Linked DNA regions of Homo sapiens: region 2 is linked to region 1. Evidence: chromatin contacts called from ENCODE Hi-C or POLR2A ChIA-PET data. All regions are on one chromosome and are shown on one strand. Each heading gives the region's core, a stretch centred on a gene start or an enhancer-like site at or near the end of the contact. The rest is flanking DNA. Distances are from core to core; before and after follow the strand shown. Region 1 overlaps LOC105379091 (a long non-coding RNA gene). Region 2 overlaps CAST (calpastatin).

Evidence for each region. A loop is a pair of places that touch in the nucleus more often than their neighbours do. ChIA-PET counts read pairs that join two places held with the same protein, here RNA polymerase II (POLR2A). Pooled maps may share reads with other maps.
Region 2: a pooled map shows a loop between it and region 1 (5-fold over the local background). The contact joins two enhancer-like sites. A Hi-C loop is called at or near these places in 1 of 37 single-sample maps with no recorded cell type and 9 of 50 pooled maps. POLR2A ChIA-PET finds 5 or more read pairs at or near these places in 1 of 52 experiments (T-cell).

Annotation. Positions count from the first base shown.
Region 1 is chr5:95,867,876-95,872,941 of GRCh38, reverse strand. The region is part of intron 1 of LOC105379091 (a long non-coding RNA gene); the gene reads right to left. Among named protein-coding and RNA genes, the nearest start is that of LINC01554, 18 kb to the right of the region's middle. Within about 2 kb of position 2,766, at least 7 of the 41 ENCODE cell types and tissues checked have a DNase peak (open chromatin) inside an H3K27ac peak, as active enhancers do.
Region 2 is chr5:96,696,435-96,701,296 of GRCh38, reverse strand. All of the region lies in intron 3 of CAST (calpastatin), which reads right to left. Among named protein-coding and RNA genes, the nearest start is that of CAST, 36 kb to the right of the region's middle. Within about 2 kb of position 1,681, at least 2 of the 41 ENCODE cell types and tissues checked have a DNase peak (open chromatin) inside an H3K27ac peak, as active enhancers do.

The sequences.
Region 1 (5,066 bases), core at 1,517-4,016:
ATCCAAAGCTCTGTCAGGCATCAAGTCCAAATGATGAGGTAGAGATGGAAACCAGAAACCAAGCAATGACATTGGAGGCCCATCTGGTCTGGAGCATGACAGGATGAAGCAGGATGAACAGGTCAAGGCAAGAGGTTCAGGCTGGAGGCTGTGGACAGCAGGTCCTGGATGGTACCCAAGAAGTGCTGCCAGGATGGGAATAGAATCTAAAGGACACTCGTGAGCAAATCGGTTTCATCAGATTATCATCCTAACTCACTGACCATGACTGTTATGATGATCCAGTAACAAACAAAAATGTGTCCTCTTTTTCTCAGTCTGTTGTAAAAAGTCATTTCTGCTCTGGTTTTTTTCTTTTCTTTCTTTTTTGTTTAGAGACAAGGTCTTGCTGTGTCACCCAGGCTGGAGTGTAGTGGCATGATAATAGCTAACTGCAGCTTCAAACTCCTAGGCTCAGGGGATCCTCCCAAGTAGCTAGGACTGCAGGCATGCCATTTTGCTTCACTTAGTTCATTCAAAAAACACTTATTGGGAAGAGAATAGATGTAAAATGGTAGTAAGATGCTGCTTAATATATAAAAATGAATAAGACTTGAGACCTACTTTCAAGAAACATATGGTATAACTAACATGGGTAAGAAGAGAAATCTATAACTATAATAAGATGCATTAAATGAGGTCAGTGAACGATCACCGTTATTATGAGAGTGATGATGATGGTGAAAGGAGCTATAAAGAGTGAAATGAGTGTAATCACATTCAGATGAAGGGATGGTAAAATCAAAAGGAAAAAGAAGAAATCATGGGCAACATTTATCCTAAGTAATGAGGTAGGGTGGTGTAATGGCAAGACATGGGCTCACCTCTCAGATCGTACAATTTCCATGTGCCTCAGTGTAACCACTGAGTTCTTTGAACTTTAGAGTTTTTTTCTTTTTCTTTGGAAAATTAGCGAATACTACTAACCTACTGTAAGGATCAAGTGGAATAATGCATGTCAAGATCCCTGCACAATGCCTGGCTCATAGTAGCTGTTTTGTAAATGTTTATTTTCCTTCCAAATTAAGTCTACTTGCGTAACATGCTTCATTCCTTAATTGCCATTATCTGTTGTATTAACTATCTAACATATATAAAGACTTTTTAAAAAATATTCTGACTGGGAGCGGTGGCTCACACTTGTAATTCCAGCACTTTGGGAGGCCGAGGCAGGCAGATCACTTGAGGTCAGGAGTTCACGACCAGCCTGGGCAACGCAGTAAAACCCCATCTCTACTAAAGATACAAACATTAGCTAGGTGTGTTGGCTCAAGCCTGTAATCCCAGCTACTCAAGAGGCTGAGACATGAGAATCGCTTGAACCCGGGAGGTGGAGTGCGGTGAGCTGAGATCGCGCCAGTGTGCTCCAGCCTGAGTGATAGCATGAGACTCTGTGTCAAAAAAAAAAAAAAAAGTTCTTACCTCTTGTTAAGTATATCTGTTATGTAATTGATTGTATAACTTTTAGCTGTATCATTGCTCTTGTTCTATTAACCTTATGTCTAAAAAGCAAATGATGTACACTGTACTTTCCTGGCCAAAAAAAACCCCACAAAAAACAAATAAGAGAACCATTGTGAAAGTGGTTTTCAAACTATCAAGTGTAGGAAATGGTATTATCATAATGTGTACCTTATCTTATGTTCCCTCATTTAGAAAGAAATCCCTGCCCTCTACCCTTTGAGTGGGAGACACCTTTAGCAGATTTGAACTGGGTTTTTACCCTGGCATGTCTTTAGGCAAGTTTTGTAGTGACTGCAGGCTATTTCTTTGGAATATTTAGGGTCTGCTTGAGGCTGGCTTGGAACTTGGCCAGTGCTTTCCATAGAGGTGCAACACTGTACATGTAAAAAGAAAATAGATCAGAATCTCCTGTAGCTGTGCTGTCTCGTTCCTCAGCTAAAGGTCATTCTTAATCCTTCTATAGCTCCCAGAATGCTGTATGCAGTGGTTTTTTAAATGCGCCAGGGAGGAAATGGCATCTATAAAGCAAAGCAGGAAACAACCTCTTCACAGGAGCAAGAGACCACAAATGTTCCAGAATTCCATTTAAAACACTGCAAAGATGAGTTCTAGGGAAACTTATGGTCATGTTTTTCCCATAGTTAAATTTTGGAACTATATTCCTGGGTAGGATTATGGCTGGGACTTTAACCATCAGCCTTCTGTAAAAGGGAATGAAGAAAGAGGCAAGTCCATGAACCAGTGTCACCACGGACGCAGAGGATGGTATTAACCATGGCTGGGGAGTTCCCACTAAACCCAGGGACCACCAAGCTGAGATCAATGTGAGACTAACTGCTTCTCAGAAACATAGAAATCAAAAGCAACACTGAGAATGTCACACTCAGACTGTTGTGAAGCACATGGCATTGAACACTGAGAATCCGTGGGCCTGACCTGCAGAGCTGACTCCTTTCCTTAGCAGCCCCATTTCTCAGGAGGAGCAGCAAACCCCCACCTCCAGTAGAAGCCAACCAAGTCCATTTCCCATAGCCACTGGCAGCCCCTTAATCACTGAGTATTTTCCACAGGCTGGACTACATAGAACTTACCCATTCAGAGAAGGGGTTATTTCAAAACTAAAAGTAAATTTGTTCTCTGAATATGATCTCATTTCCACATTTCCTAAGCTTACCAGCAGCTTGAGTTTCCTTTTTTCTATTCATAGCAGTTCCTTCATCTACTTTTGACTCAACCCTTATCAAAGCAGGTATAGTTCCCTCAGACATTTGTCTGGAAAAACCATGTAAGTGACTCAACAACAAACAACTAAGGAAGCATGAGCACTGCTGTATCATCTTTTTGGTTTAGTATCCTTTATTTTCTAGAAGTGATGCTTTTGTATCTAGCTTCTTTGTATGTATTAGCTAATAGAACAAAAACAGAAAAATATTTACATATATATATTTTACACAAATATATATGTATATATATAAAATGTGTTGGCCAACACCCTTATAATTTACTGCATAAGTTGTACACATTAAAAGAAAAAAAAGATAGCAATGTCTCCTTTAAAAGTTATGCCAAAATTAAAACCCATGCCACTTGAAAAGGTTAAAGCATACTATTTCTAACACCTATTAAACTTCTTTGCTTTCTTAAAACATTCTGTACAGATACTGCCTAACTGTGGAAATCAGTACATCCTTTTCCTCTTTTTAGCCCCTAAAATAAAACTAGCTCCCTCAAGCCAAAAAAAAAAAAGAGGTAGGTTTTGTTTTGATTTCTTCTTATGTGGTATCTCAGCTCATGCTGAGGAAGTGGCTGCAAACGTGTTCACTGTGCCCACACTGTGGTTCCCCAGGCTTGGGGCTGGGGGATGAAGTTTTGTGAAACTTGGTTTAGCCTGGGCTTATTTTGGTGCCTGAGCCCAAATATTTCTTGCCTCTTTCTGCTCCTACTCTCATGCCACTTTTCATTCTTTATTTCTTTTCTTTCTTTTTTTTTTTTTTTCTTTTTTTGGAGACAGAGTTTTGCTCTGTCACCCAGGCTGGAGTGCAGTGGCATGATGTCGGATCACTGCAACCTCCACTTCCTGAGTTCAAGCGATCCTCCTGCCTACAGGTGCATGCCACCATGCCTGGCTAATTTTTTTGTATTTTTAGTAGAGCTGGGGTTTCACCATGTTGGCCAGGCTGGTCTCAAACACCTGACCTCAGGTGATCCTCCCACCTCAGCCTCCCAAGTAGCTGGAATTACAGGTGTGTGCCACCATGCCCAGTTTTGTTTTGTTTTGTTTTGTTTTTTTGAGGGAGCAGGTCTCGCTATGTTGCCAAGGCTGGTCTTGAACTCCTGGCCTCAGCCTCCCAAAGTGTTGGGATTGCAGGCGTGAGCCACCATGCCCAGCCTCACACCACATCTTGATGTGGGCCTTAGCTTATTTTTATGTAGCTGTTAGCCCACTTTTGTACTTGCCTTCTCAGCTTCCCTCAAGGGGCCTAGAAGGCATCAAAGTCAAGACAACTCTAAAAGTTTATTTTGACAAATAGTCTAAAGCCATGACTATCTGTTGTAGAAATATCTGGTCACTTTAGCAAAAACACAAAGCAAATATACATTGGCTGTAGATCTCACATGAATTTTATCATTTCTTGCCATTAAGCTTATGCTATAGAAGCCTGCCAGTTGGGGACAAGCTGTGAAATTTGGGTTTTATAAGCAGATATACCAGGAAGGTACAGGTGATACTGTTCTTTTTAGTTCTTGTGATTGTCCTTTGGGCCAGTAGCAAAGAAGCCATCCTGGCAGAGGAGCTGACTTTGAGGTCTGCAGACACCCAAGGGGCTCTTGGATAGAATTCCAAGGTTCTATAAACTTGGATGGGGAAAGACCCACTTATTTGTTTTCACTAACCTGTAACTAAAATTTAGCAATTTTTTCAATTAAGAAGGCAGGTAACTGTCTTAGTCCATTTGTGTTGCTATAAAAAAAAATCTAAGTCTGGGTAATTCATAAGGAAAAGAGGTTTAATTGACTCATGGTTCTGTGGGCTGTATAAGAAGCATGGTGCCAACATCTGCTCCTTGTGAGGGCCTCAGGTTGCTTTCACTGAAGGCAAAAGGCAGTGGGGAACCAACAGGTGCAGAGATCACATGGCAAGAGAAGCAGCAAGAAGGAAGAAAGAGGGAGGTGAGAGGCTCTACTTTTTTTTGAGACTGAGTCTCTGTTTCCCAGGCTGGAGTTCAGTGGCGCGATCTCGGCTCACTGCAATCTCCGCCTCCTGAATTCAAGCAATTGTCCTGCCTCAGCCTCCCAAGTAGCTGGGATTACAGGTTCCCGCCACCACACCTGGCTAATTTTTTTGTATTTTTAGTAGAGACGGGGTTTCACCATGTTGACCAGGCTGGTCTCAAACTCCTGACTTCAAATGATCCACCTGCTTCGGTCTCCCAAAGTGCTGGGATTACAGGCATGAGCCACCACGCCTGGCCAGAGAGGCTCTTTTCAACAACCAGTTCTCTTGAGAACTAAGAATGAGAACTCACTTCTGCAAGAATGGCACCAAGCCATTCATGAGGGAT
Region 2 (4,862 bases), core at 432-2,931, 830 kb before region 1:
CTCTGAATGTATTTCTGTGCTCCTGATGAGTACAGATGAGTAATCACATGGTTATAAAACAAATTTTCTGGCCAGGCATGGTGGCTCATGCCTGTAATCCCACCACTTTGGGAGGCCGAGGCAAGTGGATCACCTGAGCTCAGGAGTTCCAGACCAGCCTGGGCAACATGGTGAAACCCTGTCTCTACTAAAAATACAAACATTAGCTGTGTGCGGTGGTGCTTGCCTGTAATCCCAGCTACTCGGGAGGCTTCAGGCAGGATTATCGCTTGAACCTGGAAGGTGGAGGTTGCAGTGAGCTGAGATCACACCACTGCACTCCTGCCTGGGCAATAGTGAGACCCTGTCTCAAAAAAAAAAAAAAATTTTTTTCGCAAGATTCTTCTGCTGTAAGTCAGGTGGAAAAAGGCTCCTTTCCTTAGAGTGAAGGCAAACAATGTAGTTCCACTGCTGTGCTGTGGCCATCACAATCCCTGAGGGTGTCCTTCCTGCCAGTGTGGTTCTCAAATCATCTGCATCTGAAACTCCTGGGAATGCCTATTAAATATATGAAATCCTGGGCTCTTCCCCCACCCCGGCGAATCAGAATTTCTTGGCTTCAAACCTGAGAATCTGCATTTTAATCAGATTCTCTAGTTGATGTTTAGGTTATGGGTAGCCTAAACTACCCACATTCTGCACTATTCAGTCTCCTGGCTACTCAAAATGTGGTTGCCAAAGCAGCAGCAGCACATCCACTGGAAGCTTGTTAGAAAAGCAGAATCTCAGCCTCATCCTGGACTTCCTAAACCAGAATCTTCATTTTAATAAAACCCACACTGACTCATTATGTACATTAAAAGGTGAGAATTACTGCTCTGGATCTTATTTCTCAAGCCCTGGTTATTATTTGTACATTACTTATATAATATTTTTTAACCTGCCATAGATATATTATGTTTACTTAATTTAAAAGAAGTAGATTTACTTTAACCTTAAATTCAGCCTCACTATAAATGAAAATAGCCATGGGATTAGGAGTTGATGTGCTAGTTTACTTTTTATAGCACATTAAAATATAAGCATAATTATTAAAATAAAAACGCTTTCTTGTCTAACACACAGTCATCTCACAAACCACACGTGGTAGGAGGGTACTGTGGGCTGATGCTGGCACTGAATGTCAGCATACCCTCCACAGTACCTGAAGAGTTAACCCAAACCCTCACTCCTATTACAGATGAGAAAAGTAAGAACCTGGGAAGAGAGCTGTGTTGCCAAAGTCAGCACAGCTATTTATGGCAGACTCAGGACCCAAATCACGAAAGTATTTCTCTGATAGGTGCTTATTCCTTCATAGATCTCCTCCTGTCTAGGCTGGGAGGAAAGTTGTTTGCGCTTTCTTCTGTTTGAAAGGCCTAATGTTGCTGAATAACTTGTCATCTGTAGTTTTCCTATTCAATTAGGTAATTCTCCTGTTTTCCTTTGTCATGGATATCTGTCATTCAGCAGGAGGCCACATATTTGAAAAACCTCACCACATATTGATAATTTCCTGCCTTATCAGTCCATGCCTTCCCAAAGTAGGATCCAGAAGACTCACACCCCCAGATTCCCTTGGAGCAGGGTGAAGGCATGTGATTTACACTGGCCAATCAGATGTGCCAAACAAGAATGAGCTGGGAAGTGAGCAACGTGTGCAGGCTGCTGCCCACCAGGAAATCCATGTTATAATAGGGATTTTGAGTCTTCTGCATTGTCAGTGGCAGAGTTCTGGCACCCAGTCCTACATGTGACAGGAGCTGAGCTGTGGTGGCAGCAGGAGAAAGCCTCATAGTGTTACTGTGCATTAGTACTGCTGTAAGGCTTTAGATTTCTTCTGCTGTACTCTCCTGGATTTCTCTACCAGCTACCCCGTTCCTTAAGAAATTCCTTTTTGGCTTAGTCAGAGTGGGTTCTAATTGGAACTAACAACTTTAACCAGTACATCTTCTTAATAGCATGGTCTTCTACAGAGACATTCCTAATGCAATTTGAACCTCGGTTTCCTCACCTGAACAGTCAGGTTGGTGAAATAGAAGTTGTCTGACAAGTCTTCCAGAAATAAAATTGCATGACTGGTTATGGATCACAACTATTTTCATATAGGCTTTAGTAAGAGTCCGTATAATTTCCGCAGCCTCATCTTCACTACTGATTTACCAAAAATTAAATTTTAAGAACTAAATATTTTACACTAATTATTTTGAATTAGAAAAATTTACATCACTTAAGAGCATTAGATCTTTGAAACCTAAAACTGCATAGCAGAAGGGATATTATTTGAGGGCCCAATTCCTCATTTTGTAAGCATTCTCATAAAACAATTCTACAATATATAGAAACCATTCTCTAATACATAGCTTACACATATGCTTCAAATTAAGTACTTAATTTTTAAAACTTTAAAGTTTTCTTAATAATTGTAAAATTATCACTTATTTTGAATTTCAAATTAACTATTTCCAGAATCAAGAAAACTAGCACTAGTTCTCACTTCCAATTCTATCTACCACTCTGTCACGCCTTTTCAGAATGTGTTGGGAGAATATTATTTTGCCTGTGTGTGCCATGATAACTGTGTAATAAAAGGCTTCAAGTTATGCTATTACCCCCAGCTTTTCTAAATGATGCATGGGTATGTAATTCCTTAAGGGATAATGCTATGAGTTACAACCATTCCAATCTGGCATCAAAAGAAGAAATAAGCAATTACGTTTGTTCAACACCTTATAAAAGTAAAAAATATGAGAACGGAAGGGGTGAAGAATCAAACCCTGGAGAACTCACATTTAGGAAACTGGCAAAGGAAAGTGAGTCAGAAAAGCATGGTGAGAAAGAGAAACAGCAGACATAAGAATGGAAATGGGAGAGGATGGTGTTTTTAAAGCCAAAAAAAGAATTTCATGTTTGCTGTTAAATACTAAAGCAATAAACATATAGCTAAATCATCTCCACTTCCCAGTTATGCCCTGCCCCTCCCAGCTCTTAAGACAGAACAGGGTTTGTGGGGAGATGTTCAAATTCTTTATAACTATCCCATCTCAGAAAAATAGGGTAACTTCTACGTTAAAAAAAAGAAACATGGAAAGGGTCTGATTCTTATGATTACGTTCAAGAAAAAACTGGGTGTGGTTTTCCACAATGTACTAAACCTTCAAAAGTTTAGATAATAGCAAGTGTGGGAACATTTACAAATAACTCACTAAATCTCACTGGGTGGGTGTTTTGCTAATGAGGTGTATCATTTTTAGTGGCATAATTTAAGTGTATGCTAAATACAAGTCCTGATAACAATAAAAGTTAATCTTTTTTAGTTGAAGACTCTCTTTTATTTGGAGACCTGGAAATAACAGAATATGAAGATTAACATGATCAATCACAGGAGAGGTCCATTTTCCCAGCACCTGCTAAATGCCAGGGCCAGGCCTAAGTGTTAGTATTTATTTTCTTTCATTTAAGGCTCTCAACAGCCCTGACAAGAGAAGTCCAACCCTCATTTTACAGATGAAGAAACTGAAGCTCAGTGGGACTGGACAAATAATAGTGGCAAAGAGGAAATCCAAACTCATATTTGTTTGTGTAAGCAACTCTCTCACCCAGTGGCCATCAGTGAATGCTGTGGTGTCTCCAGCAGCAGTAAAGAATGGCTAACAAAGAGCAGACCTCAGTTTTGAATTTATGTTGGTTCCAAATGTTAATTAACTCCCTGTATTTACGATTCATGGTCTTTCAATGATTTTTATATTTTTATTGACTGGTAGCAGAGAGCTTTGAAAAGGTCTTTAAAAGGCACGGGTCTTAAAGTGGCATGGTATTTAGCGTTAGAGCTTCTCAGCTGATTATTGGTTTGGGCACCATCAGGGACTTGGAGAGCAGTCAGAACTCTGAGTGACACGAAAATACTAACTCTTCATTGAGCAAGTGACATCTATGAGAAAGTCTGACTTCCATAAGATAGCCACCAGTTTTAAAGAAAAAAAAAAGCTTACGTTAAATAGTTGTATAGATACTCCTGAAACATAGGTTGAGGTTTTAGATAATCTTGGACATACTAAAAGACCACAAAGTTGAAATGGGTTGAATGTAACAACTTTTTTTTTCTTTTTTTTGAGACAGGGTCTCACTTTGTTACAAGGCTGGAGTGCAGTGGCGCTATCTCGGCTCACTGCAACCTGTGCCTCCCGGGTTCAAGCCATTCTCCTGCCTCAGCCTCCCCAGTAGCTGGGACTACAGGTGCGCACCACCACACACCATGCCCAGCTAATTTTTGTATTTTTAGTAGAGATGGGGTTTCACCATCTTGGCCAGGCTGGTCTTGAACTTCTGACCTCGTGATCTGCCCACCGTGGACTCCCAAAACAATTTTATTTATCAAAAATTACTAGCTAACATTATAAAATTAGACTTTCTTTTTATTTTTGAGACAGAGTCTTGTTCTATTGCCCAGGCTGGAGTGCAGTGGCACTGTCACAGCTCACTGCAGCCTCGACCTCCCAGACTTAAGTGATCCTCCAACCTCAGCCATCTGAGTAGCTGGGACTATAGGCACGCATCACCAAGCCTGGCTAATTTTTAATTTTTTTTTTTTTAGGAGAGAAAGGGTCTTACTATGTTGCTCAAGCTGGTCATGAACTCCTGGGCTCAAGTGATCCTCCTGGTGATCCTCCTGCCTCAGCCTCCCAAAGTGCTGCGATTACAGGCATGAGCCACTGTGCCTGGCCATTTTCTTGCCTCGAAAGGTGAGGTTTCAGTGATTTTTATAAGTTGCAAAACTTTGAAGGGTTATATTACCAAAAATTGCTTAGATGGAGTTTATAAGACCCAGCATTGTCAAAGACCTC